Linked DNA regions of Homo sapiens: region 2 is linked to region 1. Evidence: read pairs that join two places in POLR2A ChIA-PET (ENCODE). Cell type or tissue: PC-9. All regions are shown on one strand. Links, peaks and the distances in the headings refer to the core of each region. The heading gives the core; the rest is flanking DNA.

Region 1 (8,813 bases), core at 2,725-7,724:
CTCCTATCTATGGCTTTTCCTCCTTTACTTACACTTAGCTCAACATTTTCTATATTTATAATTTTACTTTTTATCTGTATTGGCGTTGACTTTCCGTGACCTTAAATAATTGAATGATTGATTTTTGCTTGCTTTTGTCATCTATTTTCCATGGTATTGAGAAAATTATGCCATTTTTGCTGAATATCCCTCTGTGCCATTCACTCCTCCCAGATTAACCTTAAGATGCTCATTTCCATTGTTGAGCTGGCCACACCTTGCCCCACCCCCCTCCATTAGCCCAGTCACTTCATGAATCTCTGAGCACTGTAAAGCCACTGGTAACAATCAGTGTCAGCTCTGTACACACAGACGTCACTTGCTTTCTTGGGCTACCATTTTTGCCTGTGTTCTTGCCCATTGTTCCCAGTCAGTTGGCAAACTGCTGAAGAACAGAAAACTTTTTCTTTTGTTATCATTCTCTCTTTCCCTTAAACTGTTCTCTACCCATGAATCTAGTCAATGTATGTTTCGGAATTGTGGGAGCCATATTTGCTGAAGTCGATTTGAATTACATCTCTCCTGCAGCCGTATTTGTCTCCATCTGGCTCTGTGTCAGCTGCAAATGTATGAAGCATGCTTTCCATTCCATCTCACCCAGGTCATTGATAAAGCTGTTAAGCAATACTGGGCCCAGGTCCAAACACTGACGAACACCTGTTCTCTTATGCTAGGTATCTCAGATCTGTTGATAGCTACTCTTGGTATAGACCTCTGGCCAGTTGCACTTAATACTCACAATTCACTTTCCTCCTTGAAACTTACTGTGTCTATCTGGAAACAATTGCTTGTTCAAAGCTGTTTCATAATGGAAATCATAAGCAAAATTATAATTGTGGACTAATATTTAATGAAATGTTAAATCATTTCATATGTTTAAAAAAAGTACTATGAGGATTCATTAGTGTGTATTGCAGTAAGAGACAATAAGGCAAGGAATTGTTGCACCAGTGAACAGTGCTGGATAGCACAACCTTCACTTTCCACTTGTTAACAGGCTTCAAGACTTCTTAACAAGGTATTTGTAACATTCTCATTGTGATCAACTTCCAAGGATGGTATGGAATGGATAGCGTTCACTAACAGACTCTTTTTTCTTTTTTCTCTATGTCTGCTTTGCTTATTTAATATTGCTTTCCATTTAGTTTCTTATAATTCAAACTTTTTGTATTCAATGGCTTTTTTTAGGTGATAACTCCTACCTTAAAATAAATCTAGACAGAAATGGAACTGAAGGTTATATGAAGAGAACAAGTGTAGCCTAAATGATATCATCTAGAGTTATTTTTATTTTATTTTATTTATTTATTCATTTTGAGATGGAGTTTCACTCTTGTCACTCAGGCTGGAATGCAGTGGCACAATCTCGGCTCACTGCAACCTCCACTTTCCAGGTTCAAGCGGTTCTCCTACGTCAGCCTCCCAAGTAGCCTGGATTACAGGCACCTGCAACCACATCCAGTTAATTTTTGTATTTTTAGTAGAGACAGGATTTCACCATGTTGGCCAGGCTGGTCTCGAACCCCTGACTTCAGGTGATCCAGCCACTTTGGCCTCCCAAAGTGCTGGGATTACAGGCATGAGCCATCGCACCCGGCCTCTTTGACCTCTTTTTAAAGAGCTTTGTCAGAGATCTTCCTTTACCCAGAACTGCATCCTTGAGGTCCCAGCAGTCTGTCCCAGCCTGACACACAGTCACTGCTTGGAAAAAAATATGTGGGCTGCTGAGGTGGAGTGCTGGGGCTGAAGTTCCAACCCTGGGAATAATTGTGTGCACTTTAACATTGACAATTATTGAACTTCCCAGTTTCTTCATGTGTAAAATAGAGGAGGAAATAATTACTTTGAAAATAATTGAGAATTTTAAGTTAGTCAAGGTGTTTTTCAAAACACTTAGAATGTTGTTTGTTACAGTGTAAACAGCTTTAAAAATTTTACAAGTCTATGATATTTTTGCCAAAAATGCTTTCATCTAATTGGGTGAAAACATCAGACAAACCTGAACTGAGAACAGTCTATAAAAAACAACAGCAAAAGGCTGGGCACGGTGGCTCATGCCTATAATACCAGCATTTTGGGAGGCCAAGGTGGGTGGATCACCTGAAGCCAGGAGTTCGAGACCTGCCTGGCAAAAATGGCGAGACCCTGTCTCTACTAAAAATACAAAAAAATTAGCCAGATGTGGTGGCTCCTGCTGGTGATCCCAGCTACTCGGGAGGCTGAGATACAAGAATCACTTGAACCCGGGAGGCGGAGGCTGCAGTGAGCTGAGATCGTGCCACTGCACTCCAGCCTGGGTAACAGAGAGAGACTGCATCTCAAAAAAAAAAAAAAAAGCAAAAAAACAACTAAAAACCCACAGGAGCTGTCACCGATTGGAGGAAATACTGATGACAGGACAACTAAGTCAATGAGGGACCCTAGTTTGGATCCTGGAACACAGAACACCAGCAGGAAAACTGGTGGCTTTTCAGTAAATTCTATCATTTGCTGGGCATGGTGGCTCACGCCTGTAATCCCAGCACTTTGGGAGGCCAAGGTGGGTGGATCACCTGAGGTCAGGGGTTCGAGACCAGCCTGGCCAACATGGTGAAACCCTGTCTCTACTAAAAATACAAAAAATAGCTGGGCATGGTGTCGGGCGCCTGTAATTCCAGCTACTTGGGAGTCTGAGGCAGGAGAATCGCTTGAACCTGGGGGGCGGATGTTGCAGTGAGCCAAGATCGTGCCACTGCACTCCAGCCTAGGCAACAAGAGCGAGACTCCATCTGAAAAAAAAAACCTGTCATTTAATTACTAGCGTTGCACCAATGTCAATTTCCTGGTTTGATAATGGTGTCATTGTTTATTTAAGATATTAACATGAGAGGATGTTGGGGGAGGACTGCAAAAGAACTCTCTATGCTTTTTTTTTTTTTTTTTTGCAATTTGTCTGTAAGCCTGAAATTATTCAAAAACATTTCAAAATGTTATTTTTAAATGTAAAAACTATCTTAAAGTTATATTTAGTTCTTTTAAAACTTTGTGTTATTAAAAGTGTAATGTATTACTTCATATTATCCTTAATGCCTGAGTTACATGTGTGTCATTTTAAGCACATGCCATTTAGAGAAGGCTGCAGAGAAGGAGAGGACTAAGCACTGACCAGCATTTGCTTTGCCCACTTGCAGGACACGGGTGATTGTGGCAGGGAGCCTGCCTGCAGAAGGCCCCAGAGAGAAGGGGAGGTGGGCGCTGGAAGCAGCAGGCATGGGCAGCTCTTTCATGGAGGGTGGTTCTGGCAGATGCAGAGGGGCTGGGGGCCCCCAGTGGATAATTAAGATGGAATCCATTCCAACATCTTGGTTTGCTGATGAGAGTGATCCAGCACAAAGAGAAAATATGTTGATGGGCGGGGGGATATTGGGGCAGAATTGGAGGAGCAAAGCCCTGGGTGGGAGGAGAGATGGGCCTTAGGAGCAAGAACCCACTAAAGGAGAGATGAGAAAAGGGTTTTCTCGTTGCTTATGTGTCTTCATGCAGTGATGGCCAAAGTCACCAGCTGTTTTAGAGTTCTCCAGAGAAACAGAGCTGATAGAAGATGTGTGTGTGTGTGTGTGTGTGCGCGCGCGCACATGTGTAGGAGAGATTGATTTATTATAGATACTGGCTCCTGTGGTTATGGAGGCTGAGAAGTGCTGTCTGTAAGCCAGACTCAGGAAAGCTGGTGTGTGCTTCAGTCCAAGTCCAAAACCTTAGAAAAGGTAGAAGGGGGGCAATGGTTTAAGTGTCAGTTTGAGTCCAAAGCCCCCAGAACCAGGATCTCTGATGTCCAAGGCAAAGAGAATATGGGTGTCCCAGCTTAAGCAGAGAGAGAGATAATTTGCCCTCCCTCTGCCTTTTTGTTCATTCGGCCTGTCAGTGGAGTGGATCGTGCCTACCCGCATTTACAGGCATTCTGAGGTATAGGACACTGGTAGACTGTACTCTCCAGACAGACCCCCTATGAGGTAGAGCCCAACAAGACAGGTAAGAAACATAGGTCAGGAGTTAGAGTGTGCCTCACCTTCGGGCTTCGCTAATTCCAAACCACTGAGTTGTTTTCCTCCATATCATCTAAGGTGCATGAAGTTGGTTTTTATTTTGCCTTAAGTTCATATCAATTGTTGTTGTTGTTGTTAGGCAGAGCCTTGCTCTGTCACCCAGGCTGGAGTGCAGTGGCGTGATCTCAGCTCACTGCAATCTCCACCTCCCAGGTTCAAGCAATTCTCCTGTCTGAGCCTCCCAAGTAGCTGGGACTACAGGCGTCTGCCACCACACCCGGCTAATTTTTGTACTTTTAGTAGAGACGCGGTTTCATCATGTTGGCCAGGCTGGTTTCCAACTCCTGGCCTCAGGTGAATCCGCCTGCCTTAGGCTCCCAAAGTGCTGGGATTGCAGGTGTGAGCCACCACACCTGGCCTCATATGAAACTTTTAAACATAACAAGATTTGAAAACCACCAGGCATTCCACTTGTCCAACTAATCACTAAAGAATGCACACTCGCTGCCTGAAACTCTCCCCTTTGCACCTCCCATTTTTGTGTGCACCTTGAGTGTTGTCCTCATCTTACACTGAGGACGCTGGAGCTCAGGGACACTAAGAAGCTCACCTGGATCTAATCCCAGATCTGTTCGTTCTTAGTAAATAGCATGAAAAGAATAGCGTGATAAATACTAAGCACAGCATACCTGAAAAATCAAAAGGAAGTGTGAGCTTGGTACCAACTAAGAGATAAGGAATGGAACTCTCTGAGCTCACAGGAGGTGTGTAGACCACAGAGGGCTGTCCGGACTTTGATAAGAACCTTAATAAAGAGTAAACAGTGGATTTCCTTAGTAAACAGTAGATATTTTAAAAAGTAGTTTAAACCTAACGCTTGTATTTAGCTAGGGTATCAGCCCTGTACCAGGGATCATTGTTCAGGTGAGTCCAGGAATATGATGGGAGGTCAGATGGAGTGGAAGAGCATGCTTCGGTTAGAGCCAGCCTTCCTGCATGTTCTTTCATTTGGGGGTTACACGATTTGACTTATAGTTAGAGGAACAATAACTTCTAAACTGGACATCTTTATCTCCAGCACCCTGCTCTCCCAGATATTGAAAACAGGTGGCTTGGGATATATTTGGCCTGCAGATACATATGGTTTAGTTCATAGAGTGTTTTTAAAACAGTTTTACTTAAGTATAATTGACATATAATGAACTGCATATATTTCAAGTGTGCACATTGGTAAGCTTTTTTGTTTTATTTTTTGTTTTGTTTTTTTAAATTTATTTATTTTTGAGACAGTATCTCACTCTGTCACCCAGGCTGGAGTGCAGTGGCACAATCTCGGCTCACTGCAACCTCTGCCTCCCGAGTTCAAGCAATTATCCTGTCTCAGCCTCCCGAGTAGCTGGGACTACAGGCACATGCCACCACACCTAGCTAATTTTTATATTTTTAGCAGAGATGGGGTTTTACCATATTGGTCAGGCCGGTCTTGAACTCCTGACCTCAGGTGATCCACCCGCCTCGGCCTCCCAAAGTGCTGGGATTACAGATGTGAAGCACTGCGCCCAGCCTATGTTGGTAAGTTTTGATATACATTCACACCCATGAAACCATCACTGCAATCAAGATCATGCCCAATCCATTACCCTTTGAATTGCTCCCTCCCCACCCTTTGCTACAATCCCTCCTGAACCTGCAGTCCCCAGGCAAACACTCATCTGCTTTCTGCCACTAGAGATTAATTTGCATTTTCTAGAGTTTTATAAAATGGGATTATCCAGCATGTACTCTCCATATCTGGTTACCTTCACTCAGTAGAACTATTTGGAGGGTCTTCTATGTTGCTGCATATATAAAGAATTAATTCTTGTTTATTTATTTTTACTGAGACAGCATCTCACTCTGTCACCCATACTGGATTGCAGTGGCAAGATCACAGCTCACTGCAGCCTCTAACTCCTGAGCTCAAGTGATCCTCCAACCTCAGCCCCAAGTTGGGGCTCCCACCAAGCCTCAAGGACCTACAGGGGTACACTAGCATGCCTGGCTAATTTTTTTATTGTTTTGTGGAGACAGGGTCTCACTATATTGCCCAGGCTGGTCTTGAACTCCTGGGCTCAAGTGATCCTTTCACCTCAGCCTCCCGAAGTGCTGAGATTATAGGTGTGAGCCACTGTGCCTGGCCTAATTCTTGTGTATTGATAAGTAGTAATCCATCATATATACATACCATAATTAGTTTTGCCATTTGCCCGCTGTACGCTTGTGTTGTTTCCAGTTTGGGGCCATTACAAATAAGTCTACTTGGAACATTGGTCTATAAGTCTGGGTATAGACACATACTTTCTTTTCTCATGGGTAGAGACCTAACAGTGGAATGTTGGATCATATGGTAAGTGCATATTGAATACATTGAAGTAACTTCCAACCTGTCCTCCAAGTAGCATCATTTTACATTCTCACAAGTAGTGAATGATAGTTGTAGTCCCTCCACAACCTCTCCAACACTTAATATGGTCAGCCTCACTATTTTTCGCTATTCTAATAGGTGTGTGGTAGCATTTTGTTGTCTTTAATTTACTTTACCCTAACAACTAACAAGATTTTGAACATCGTTTCATTGCTTATTATCAATCAGTATATCCTTTTGTTAAATGTCTCTTCAAATCTTTTACCTGTGTTTTTACTGGGTTGTATTTCTGCTTATTAAACAGTTTTGAGATTACATATATAATATGATTACATATATAATATGTATTTGTGTATATTATATATATATATATATATATATATATATATATTCTGAATACAAGTCCTTTATCAGATATGTGAACTGCCAATATTTTATCCCAGTCTGTGGCTTGTGATTTCATCCTGCAGGGTCTTTCAATGAGCAGAATTTTTTAAATGTTGATAAAGTCAAATTTATAACTTTTTTATGGATTGGATTTTTGGTGTCATATCTAAGAAATATTTGTCTAATCCAAGGTGATAAAACTTTTCTTCTATGTTTTCTTCTAGAAGCTTTATAATTTTAGGCCTATAATCTGTTTTGAATTAAATTTTATATGTTGTACAAATTAGAATCAAAGTCAATTTTTTTTCATTTGGAATATTCACTTGTTCCCACACCATTTGTTGAAAATCTATCCTTTCCCTACTGAATTGTCCATTTGTTGAAAATCAGTTTTTTTATAAGTGTAGGATTACTTCTGGATTCTTTATTTTGTGACATTGATATATTTGTCTACCTTTATGCTAATATTGCATGCTTCGTGCAGTGTGCTAACCAAAATTTCTTGATGGTTATAGCTTTAGGGTAAGTCTAGAGATCAGATAATGTCAGCTCCAACATTATTCTTCTTTTTCTTTCTTTCTTTTTTTTTTTTTTGAGACAGAGTTTCACTCTTGTTGCCCAGACTAGAGTGCAATGGTGCTATCTCGGCTCACTGCAACCTCTGCCTCCCGGGATCAAGTGATTCTTCTGCCTCAGCCTCCCAAGTAGCTAGGATCACAGTCATGTGCCACCATGCCTGGCTACTTTTGTATTTTTGGTAGAGATGGGGTTTTGCCATGTTGATCTGGCTGGTCTCGAACTCCTGACCTCAGGTGATCCACCCGCCTCGGCCTCCCAAAGTGCTGGGATTACAGGTGTGAGCCACCATGCCCAGCCTTCTTTTTCTTTTCTTTCTTTCTTTTTTTTTTGAGAGGAAGTCTCACTCTTGTCACCCAGGCTGAAGTGCAATGGTGTGATCTCAGCTCACTGCAACCTCTGTCTCCCAGGTTCAAGCAATGCTCCTGCCTCAACCTCCCGAGTAGCTGGGATTACAGGTGTGAGCCACCACACCTGGCCAGATATAATTTCTACAAGAAAACCTATTGAAATTCCAGAGAAACTATACATAAATTGAGGGGAAATTGACATTTTAGTAATATTAGTCTTCTGACCTGAACATGGTGTGTGTCTCCATTTACTTGGCTCTTGCTTCATTTCCTCTTGAGACATGTTTTGTAGCCTTCAGTGTTCAAGTCGTGTACATCTTCTGTAAGATTTACTACCTCTTAATATATCATATCTTATGCTATTTTAAATAGTACTGTCTTATGAATTTCAGTTTTCTCTTGTTTGTTGCTATATTATAGAAATAAAATTAAATTTTGATATTAATCTTGTTTTCTGCAATTTTGCTAAAACTGGTAGCTTTTCTTGTAGAGTTTGTCAGATTTTTTTACATAAACAGTTGTGTATACCCTGTGTATGAATAAAGGCAGTCTTATATGTTACTTTTCAATATGGATACCTTTTATGTCTTTTTACTGTCTTATTGGAGTGGCTATAATCTCCACCATACTGTTAAGTAGAAGTTGTTACTAGGCAAATATCATTGCCTAGTAACAAATATCATTGCCTAGTTCATAATTCTAGGGAGAAAGTATTCATTCACCATTGAGTATGATGTGAACTGTAGGTTTTTCATCAATGTCCTTTATGAACTTGAGTAAGTAGACTTCTATTTCTGATTTGCTGAGTGTTTGTTTGATCAGCAATGGATGCTTGAATGTTAGCACATTTTTTCTGCATTGAGATGATCATATGGTTTTTAACATTTTATTAATATGATGAAATGCAGTGACTGCATTTTGAATATTAAATCAACCTTTGATTTTCATTTAATTTAATTCATAGGATAAATCTGGAGCCCTTCAGTCAATTCCTAGACTTGATCCAGTTTACAGACCTAGAACTCCTTGAATGTA
Region 2 (8,813 bases), core at 1,922-6,921, 89 kb after region 1:
ACTGCAGCCCCGTGATTCATTGTGAGTCTCTGCTCTCTACCCTAAGCCCTGTGGAGCCCTTGTTTTTGCCAGGAGGAAGTGATCTCGGCAGAGAACTTTCCTAGTCGTGCCACTGGTCATTGCTAGAGTATGCTCAGTCCCCTTCTTTGTTCTCTTCCATGGGTGAACCCAGGCCTGGCCAAACTTCTGAGCATGTTCCTCCAGACCCTCAAATATGCAGACCCTCCCTCATGGGATGAACACGATGCGGGAATGAAAGACAACTGGTCTCACTGCAAGTGAAGGAGGCCCTGGAGGATACTGTTCCACATTGTTTCTCTAGTTTGGTCCCTAATAATTTTATAAAGAGGAGATATAGGAAGGGCTGCATTGTGGTTGTTGATGAGTTTCCCAGAGAATGAATCTTAAGAGTCACACAATGGGTTGGATGTTACTGTCTCTGACAGTAACACTGATGACACTGCCCAGCAGTGCCTCGGGCAGCAGTTCCTCATTTTATCTTTGTAACAGCTGAAGGAGGTCGCTAGGATTATTCTTCTCTTAATTGCATCATGTATTTTAAATGTTTGTTTATACGCAAGGGAAGCTTGCATATTCTACAAAGCAGGGTCAGAAATAGTGTAAAATATTCAGATTGATTCAGGCTTCACATGGATCCTGTGATTTAGTGTTTAGTGTGACTTAGCTTTCAGAAATATATGTTTGGGTAGCAGCTTGAACTATCCACAACGTACTTTTTAATTGAGTGGGGAGGGATACATAGAGATTGAATCATGGTATAAGATGTAACTTTTTAAGTATTGTTAGAGCTTTTAAATAGTAATCAGCAACTGAGAAACCAGTACATCAACCACATTTATTCAGCCCTTTGATAAGGTCTGAGGAAGATCACGAGAAAATGTAACACAAATTGAAATCAGCTGCCCAAGGGTTGATGTTTTTCACCTTATGCAGTCCCCTTCATGAGGTCAGATGGTGGCTGTGGAGCTTATGAAAAAGCTGGTGTTCATAGACATCAGTGCATCTTGGCTGCTGGACTCATAAGAACTCAGTAGGCCACTTTCTAGAGAATTCTAGGTAGTCAACCATTCTAGAATCTGATTGAGAAGAGTGGTGGAGAGGATTGGGGGTCCACCTGTACCTCAAAGAGGATGGAAAAATGGGGGATGGAAAGAGAGGGAAGGAAGACAGATAACAAGGGTATATGTGCACATTACCAGGATGTTGTTTGAATGTTGGCCAATTTGTTTTGGTTTGGTTTAGTTCAGTTTTAGATTTGATGTTGAAAGTAGTTTTTGTCTATTTGTTGCAAGTGAATAGTGTGTTTTCCCTTATATACAAGTCTATATGTAGGACTCAGTTTAGCACAAATAATACTTCTGTACCAGAAGGACTACAGTATAATCATCGGAGGTCATACGCCTCTCATCCTTCCATTTTCTTCTAAAACAGTTGGTCACAGTCTTGCCTCATCTATGAAGGTCACTTTACATCAGCCATAAAAGTGAAAGGGAAAAATCATTATGAGCTGACATGGAGTGATTTGCAGTAATCATTGTCAATGAAGAGGGGACATGGAAATTGTTTATGGTATATATCTTTGTGCAAGAAAGAAGAGAAAATAAGAATAAACACATATTTGCTTTCTTTTGACAAAAAAAAAACAACTCAAAAAGGAAGAATGAGGATGTGTGGGAATGAGGTATCCAACATAAAAATAGGAATTAGATTTCTTTGAATATGGCTTGCTTATATAATTTTGATTTTGAACTACACAAGTTTTTATATATTCAGAAAACAGAATAGCATCAAAATTGAAAAAGGAAATTTTAAAGTTGAAAAACAGAAACAAAGGAATCTAACTGTCTAAAGTTGATAACACAACTGCCCAGAATAAAGACTTAATTCTGATAATTTTGAACAGTTTTCTGACCATATATCTTTATTGGAACATATTTTAAGAACAAAAGAAATGGCAAATAACTGTTGAGATTTATCTGGTACAATTATAGTTGGTAATGGTGTTGTGTTGTAATTCTTAAATTATTTTGTAGGTATTGTAGGTGGTACAAAAAATAAAATACAATGATGTTATTGGGAATGGAAGTTCTAACTGTGGAAGAAGGGCTACAAGCAGTGTGAATTCTCTCACTCTCCTTTTCACTCTCTCTATAATTAGAAATACAAAATAAATAGCAATGATACCTTTCCAATAGTTACATTAACTACAGTTTCCCACATGGATCCTTGGAGAAATGGCTGATTACAGATCTTGACAAGGTTGTGCCTGGGGTATCTTGTGCTAGAAAGCAAGAAGGTGTTCAAAGGCCTGTGGAGTACATCAAAACAAACCCAGGAGTAGGCTTGCAGGGCCTCCTGCTGGCAAGAGTAATCGTATTAATAGATTGTAATATATTAAAAGATTCAGGAGTCTGAAGTGTTACTCAAATAGAGAGAATGTCACCTTAATAAATTCAGAAGAAATAATGCATTTTATTTATTTATTTATTATTTTTTTGAGACGGAGTCTGTTGCCCAGACTGGAGTGCAGTGGCCCCATCTCGGCTTACTGCAACCTCCGCCTCCTGGGTTCAAGCAGTTGTCCTGCCTCAGCCTCTTGAGTAGCTGGGATCACAGGTGCCCGCCACCATGACTGGGTAATTTTTGTATTTTTTAGTAGAGACGGGGTTTTGTCATGTTGAGCAGTCTGGTCTCGAACTCCTGACCTCAGGTGATCTGCCCGCCTCGGCCTCCCAAGGTGCTGCGATTACAGGCGTGAACCACTGTGCCTGGCTAAAATTATGCATTTTAAAAATCATCATTTTGCAACCTTGACCTGGGCAAGAATCATGTTTGAGTGCTAAAATCACCGGGTGAAAGATTGTTGGAGAATGAGATATTTATGCGTTCTCAAATATTATCTCACAGATTACTACTTATAAAAGAGAAAAAAACCATTACATTGGAATAATCTAGAGGCCAGCCTCTTAACCTACTGCTTAAATTGAACCCCTCCTGCTGGGGACAACCTGATACTATGTGCCAATATTATACCCTTGTATAATGCTAGGAGAAATCACCTGTACTCCTCTGTAGTGTTCTTGCCCCAAAAAGCTTTTAATCTGAATTATGAAGAAACAGTTGAACAAATTGAGAGTCTTTTTCAAAACAGCTGCAGTGAAGTCTCCTCAGAGAACTCAGAACCTTCAAAACATTAGGCTAAGTGAAAGAAGCCAGTCACAGAGCATGCGTATTGTATGATTTCACTTATGTGAAATGTCCAGAACAGGCAAATCCATAGAGATGCAAAGTATTAATACTGGATCAGTGGTTGTCTAGGGCTGGGGAGATTGGAAGAAAAAAAGGGGGTGACTGCTGATGCTAATGGGTTTGGGATTTCCTTTGGGGATGATAAAAAGAGTCTAAAATTGTGGTGATGGTCCCGCAACTCAGTGAATATATGAAAAACATGTACAATATATTGAATTGTACAATGTAAATGGGCAAATTATATGGTGTGTGAATTATATCTCAATAAGCCTGTTTTTAAAAAGCCAGTGTCATGAAAACAAAACAAAAGCACAGGGGAGAGTGTTCTAAAGAGATCTAATAATGAAATGCAGTGCACGAACCTTGATTGTATCCTGGATTGAAAAAAAAAGCTGTAAAAGAGCACATAAGGACATCGAGGAAGTTTGTGTTTGAATTATATGTAGGATCCTATTTTCTTAGCTGTGATAAAGGTATTGAGCTTATGTAGAGACTGCTCTTACTCTTAGGAGACATGTGCTAAAGGACTTTAGAGTGCAGAACTGTTTTTTCAGCAACTTTCAAATAATTCAGAAAGCAAAAATGGTTGTGTGTGTGTGTGTGTATACACATGCAAGTATGCATAGAAAGGGAAAATGGATCATGGAGTAGTTTGAGGGTAGTTCATTGTACCAATCTTTCAACATTTTTTTAGGCTTGAAAATTTCAGTTGCTTCTCATCACTGTGTGTTCAATCTGACAGATATTGGTTGAGTGTACACCGTATGTCTGGTACTGTGATCTGGGCATGCAGTGGGGACAGTAAACATTGATGTCCATGCCAGGCAATAATCTCTGAAGGATAGAGAATGCAATATAACTTAGAGATATGATCCCTGCCTTCAAGGATCTTGATATGGATCTAAATCTTGATAACTAGTGCTAGAAATAAATTCTAAGCAAATCTAAACTTTTGTAAGCTAGGAGCAGCTTTGTATGAGTCATTCGGCAGAGGTCATTTGAGAATGATCACACATGGGTGGTTTAAGTTGTCACACCTTTGTATAGCTGGCAGCGTCCTGAAACGACAGCACAGAATCCTCTCTCACCAACAAGTTCCCTGTAACACAAAGTTGTTAACATTCAGCCTTCACCCCTGGAATATTATGAGCTAATATCGTGTTGGATATATTTTGTTCTTTGAGCTCCTAGAGTTAATAGCTATGTAGTTTACAGGAAGCAAAATACCTGGCATGTCATATACATTCTCTTGGTGTCCTTTTCTTAGTATATTTTACGTGTTCTAATTTGCAGGTTCGACCCCGGTCCTCTGCCACTCAGGTGACCTTTAACAGTTGCTGCTCGAGATGTTACTATTTAAAATTTAGAATGTATACTGTTATCTATTATTAGAATATGATTATCATTAAGTAGATTTAATAGCACTGTAAAAATCATCACAAATAGGTCAATTATTTTCAATAGTAATTTAAAGCAGGGAACCATAAAATATAACAAGTAATACCTTAGTTATTTTAATGAAAACTTAGAGGTATGTTTATTGGCCAATTCTTTGATGTGGCTGAGGCCCCTCTTTTGCGTGTGGGCAGAGCTGCTGTATCAGTCTTTTGGGCCTTCCAGCATAAGGGTTCCCAGTCAAGGGAGCAAGAGGGACTGAAATCCAGCCCATTGTCACTCAGCAAGCTGTGCATCCATAGCTTTGTGTGTGAAGGACTGCCACCTTTTTCCAGCTTACATAATACCTTAGTTATTTTATTTATGATGGCTTAGCCATATGGGTCCAATGTTTAAGGTTCAAGGACAACTTCGTAAACCATTTTAGTAATATATGAACTAGAAATTTCAGTTTGTTTTTTAAAAGTACCTGGACAATAAAAGATACTTGCACACAAATTTGAGAAGTAAATGCCTCTGTATTTTTATAATTCCTCCCACTCTGTCATTTTCAGTTTTCTTGCCCACACTCAATTAAATAATATTTTTTAAAAATAAAGATAGCCTTTATAAAATTTGTCCACAGCATTTTACAAAGTTTTCTTGGAACCATCAACTATTTTTATTTTCAAACTTTAATTTCATCAGTTTACATAATATTTAATTACATTTTATAATTATAATAGCATAGGCAACTGGCAGTAATAAATTGGTGAGCAAGACTTCTATGCTTTGGGAATTGTAAAGGCCACCTTGTAGGATGAGTTCTCTGAGTGTGTACCAGTCACTTTCTGGCTGCAAGGCTGTTTGGTGCGGGGTGGACACAGGCCCATCAGAAAGAGGGCAGAGCTGTGATTACCAGGCTGGCCAGCTGGTGGAGGTTTGTCAAGGGAGTGTCTACTCTGTATTTTCTTTCTTCTTTTTTTTTTTGAAATGGAGTCTCACTGTGTTGCCCAGGCTGGAGTGCAGTGGTGCGATCTTGGCTTACTGTAACCTCCACCTCCCGGGTTCTAGTAATTCTCCTGCCTCAGCCTCCTGAGTAGCTGGGATTACAAGCAAGCGCCACCACACCTGGCTAATTTTTGTATTTTTAGTAGAGACAGGGTTTCCCCACATTGGCCAGGCTGGTCTCGAACTCCTGGCCTCAAATGATCTGCCCGCCTCAACCTCTCAAAGTGCTGGGATTACAGGTGTTTGAAAAATGTTCTTCTTCAAGCCAGTTCCTGGTTCAGTTTTCACAGCCAGCTCTGCAGAGGGTTTGAATGTGAGCCTCTGTGCCCAGTTTAGGTCTGGTGGCTCCTGGCAGCATTGTCTGGTAATCCAGTTGTTATTCTGATCAACAGAAGAATTGTAGGGTGGTGAAAGTGGAAAAATAAAGCTTTTATTGAGGAGCAAAAGTAAAAGGAAGGTGTCAAATCAGAACAAAGGTGATTACGAAGAAATGTGGGTATTCTCTGCTTGGAGAAGAGAAGTTACAAAATTTATTATGTTAATAAAAATGTAATTAGAAGGAGTGACATTGGAATCTTTCCTTGTCTAATCTATCTTTGAAGGATTTAGGAAGACATGTCCATTTCTGGATTCCATGCTCTGCCCTCATCTCAGACATGACTCATCCTGTGAGAATGGTTTCACGCTCACCTTTCCAGGCATATGTCCTGTGGGAAGGATGATGAGAGATTTCCAGGAATGTTTCATGCTTAGGGTTAAGCAATAGATTTTCTGTGTCTGTTTGTTGTGTTCACCTCATTGCCTTCCCTTTCAAGGATTCTGTTTTGGGGTTGCACGTCCTCATGTCACCTAATGGATAGTTCCCTGGATGGGGGCCCCCTCACTCACCACAGGTCACAGATAGCCTTGCCTTGAACACCATTCATCTGGATCTGATACACAGGAGTTCTGAGAGACAAGAGATTCACAAATGGGTTCAAAAGTTCCATCATTTAAACATATTTAATAGGTATATATGCAGACTTGGATAAATAAATTATACTATGTCTGTTTTAGAAAAAGATATGTTCAGAATGGGTCTTAACCTGGTTTATCTCAGTATCTTTTCCAAATCTTAATTACATAATGGGCTTAGAAAAAGTAAATTTTTGTTCAGACGATAAAGATTGTAAAGTTATCCCTGAATAAATTTGTATCTGAGGTACTTTTGTAGCTTTGGGGATGACTGAATAATTTTCTCCTTAAAAATTTAATCACTAGGCAACATTGTTGTGCCTATGCCCATTATTCTGTCTGAGGCATCTTTCATTTTTATTTTTTAAAATTTTGTTGTTAAAATATATTTCCTAGTTCTTTTAAATTAAAATGATTTGTATTTAGATATTTACAAAGACTGGGTAGATTGAGGAGTGTTAAAACTGATATAAACCAAAGACATTTTGTGCCATTAGAAAATAATCTCCAAAGAATCATTTGTGTCCTATTTGTAAAATGGGGAGTAATTTACCACTTGTGTAATTTACATGCACTCAAAATACACATTTTTAGACCCCTATCCTCCGTCTTGTACCATCCAACTGAATGTGAGGTTGAATAACAAGAACCAATGGATCGTCTGACAGTTTTTTTTAGGGGGCTGGCTGTGGTTCCTGGGGTCTTCTGAAGTGTCTTGCTGGTGTCTCCTTGAGGAACTGCAAAGCCCATGGTCGGGACATTTTGCTGTTCTTCTCTTCCCTTCCAATTAAGTGTAGTCTTCCCCATAAAATCGTATCTCTTATTTCATATTCTAAATCAACGAGATAGAGCAATATTATTTTATATGTAAGTTTTATGATATGAATCGTTTCATAACCACGGATGCACAGTAGGAGGAAAATTCTTTATATTAAACTCTTATCTTTTGTGCCTCAAAGTGGTAGACTCTGTGTTACAATTCTGTGTGCAAAGCCTGTTTTGCTCTGTCGCCTGGGCTTGAGTGTAGTGGCGTGATCTCGGCTCACTGCAGCCTCCCCCTCCCTGACTCAGACAATTCTCCCACCTCAGCCTCCCGAGTAGGTGGGATTATAGGCGTGCACCACCATGCCCAGCTAACTTTTGTATGTTTAGTAGAGACGGGGGTTTCACCATGTTGGCCAGGCTGGTCTTGAACTCCTGACCTCAAGTGATCCACCACCTCAGCCTCCCAAAGTGCAGGGATTACAGTGCTGGAATTACAGACATGAGCCATTGCGCCTGGCCTTGTGTTTGTTGTTTATTTATTTTTAACTTAAGTAGAATAACCCTTTGGCGTCTTCTTTCAGCAGTAACTCAGCTGATTGGTCTGCCTTAGGATAATTTCAATAGGGTCGAATATGGCAAGAACCAGCCTGGCCACTGTTTGCTGGAGTGATGCAGACCTTCTAAAGATCACTTTGAATAGGTGGAGGAGAAAGACTCCCCACCCCCTGCCATGAATGCCTTTATGTTATGGGAGATGGGAGCAAGCTTCAGCCATGAGATGCTTCCATAGTCACCTTGTCCCTACCTGTCCAGTGTCCACCTTTGTATACTTTCTTCAAAAGAAAAATAAAGCCACCATCTCCCCAATTCATCCAACCAGTTGTCTTGAAGTGTAAGATTTTAAAAATTCCTATTTCGTTTCCAATTTTCAACACTTCCAGGGAATCTGTTATTTATACCTTGCTAGCAGGAACCTCAGGAGATCCTGTCCAAAAGACTGGTTCTGATAGTTGAGAGGGAACAGAGAACATGATTCCACTGGCTGTGGGTAACATGAAGAGACAGCACCACTGAGAAAGCAGAGTGGCCCCGAAAGAAGAGAGACTCCAAGCTCATGGTGTTTGTTAGGGCCAATCCCAATTGGGAGTCATTTGGGAGAGTCTTCTCCATGGATGGCCTCTGGCCTTTAAGGTGCAAGCCTGTGACTTAACGTGGCAGATGGGAGGTAGAAAGGAGCTGAGGCTTCTGCCTTGGGCATGGAAGGGTGCACGGTCACCACAAGATTCCGCGATGACCACAGGTATCCGCTGGTTTTGTGAGGCACTGAGTCCTGCAGGCCCGCACTGCTTGGTGTTTGCAGGGAGGCTGCATCTGTGTTGGCTATGGTGACTTACTGGGGCGTGCTGGGCTCTAATGTTTAGGACTTGGTGGGGACAGGG

The links. ChIA-PET counts read pairs that join two places held together with the same protein. Peaks named below come from ENCODE experiments on the same cell type or tissue, not always from the same donor. Only the 100,000 strongest peaks of a DNase experiment are listed, where the experiment ranks them.
Region 2: POLR2A ChIA-PET joins it to region 1 with 6 read pairs; 3 of 35 experiments call an interaction of 5 or more read pairs at or near these places.

What each region holds. Positions count from the first base shown.
Region 1 is chr7:51,336,414-51,345,226 of GRCh38, reverse strand. No RefSeq gene overlaps it. Among named protein-coding and RNA genes, the nearest start is that of COBL, 24 kb to the right of the region's middle. In PC-9, for the core only: no CTCF peak of the experiment used is centred there; a DNase peak (open chromatin) is centred at 4,616; H3K27ac peaks cover 2,244 bases.
Region 2 is chr7:51,246,923-51,255,735 of GRCh38, reverse strand. The region is part of intron 1 of COBL (cordon-bleu WH2 repeat protein); the gene reads left to right. Among named protein-coding and RNA genes, the nearest start is that of COBL, 65 kb to the left of the region's middle. In PC-9, for the core only: a CTCF peak has its summit at 2,361 (motif pointing left); DNase peaks (open chromatin) are centred at 4,245 and 6,365.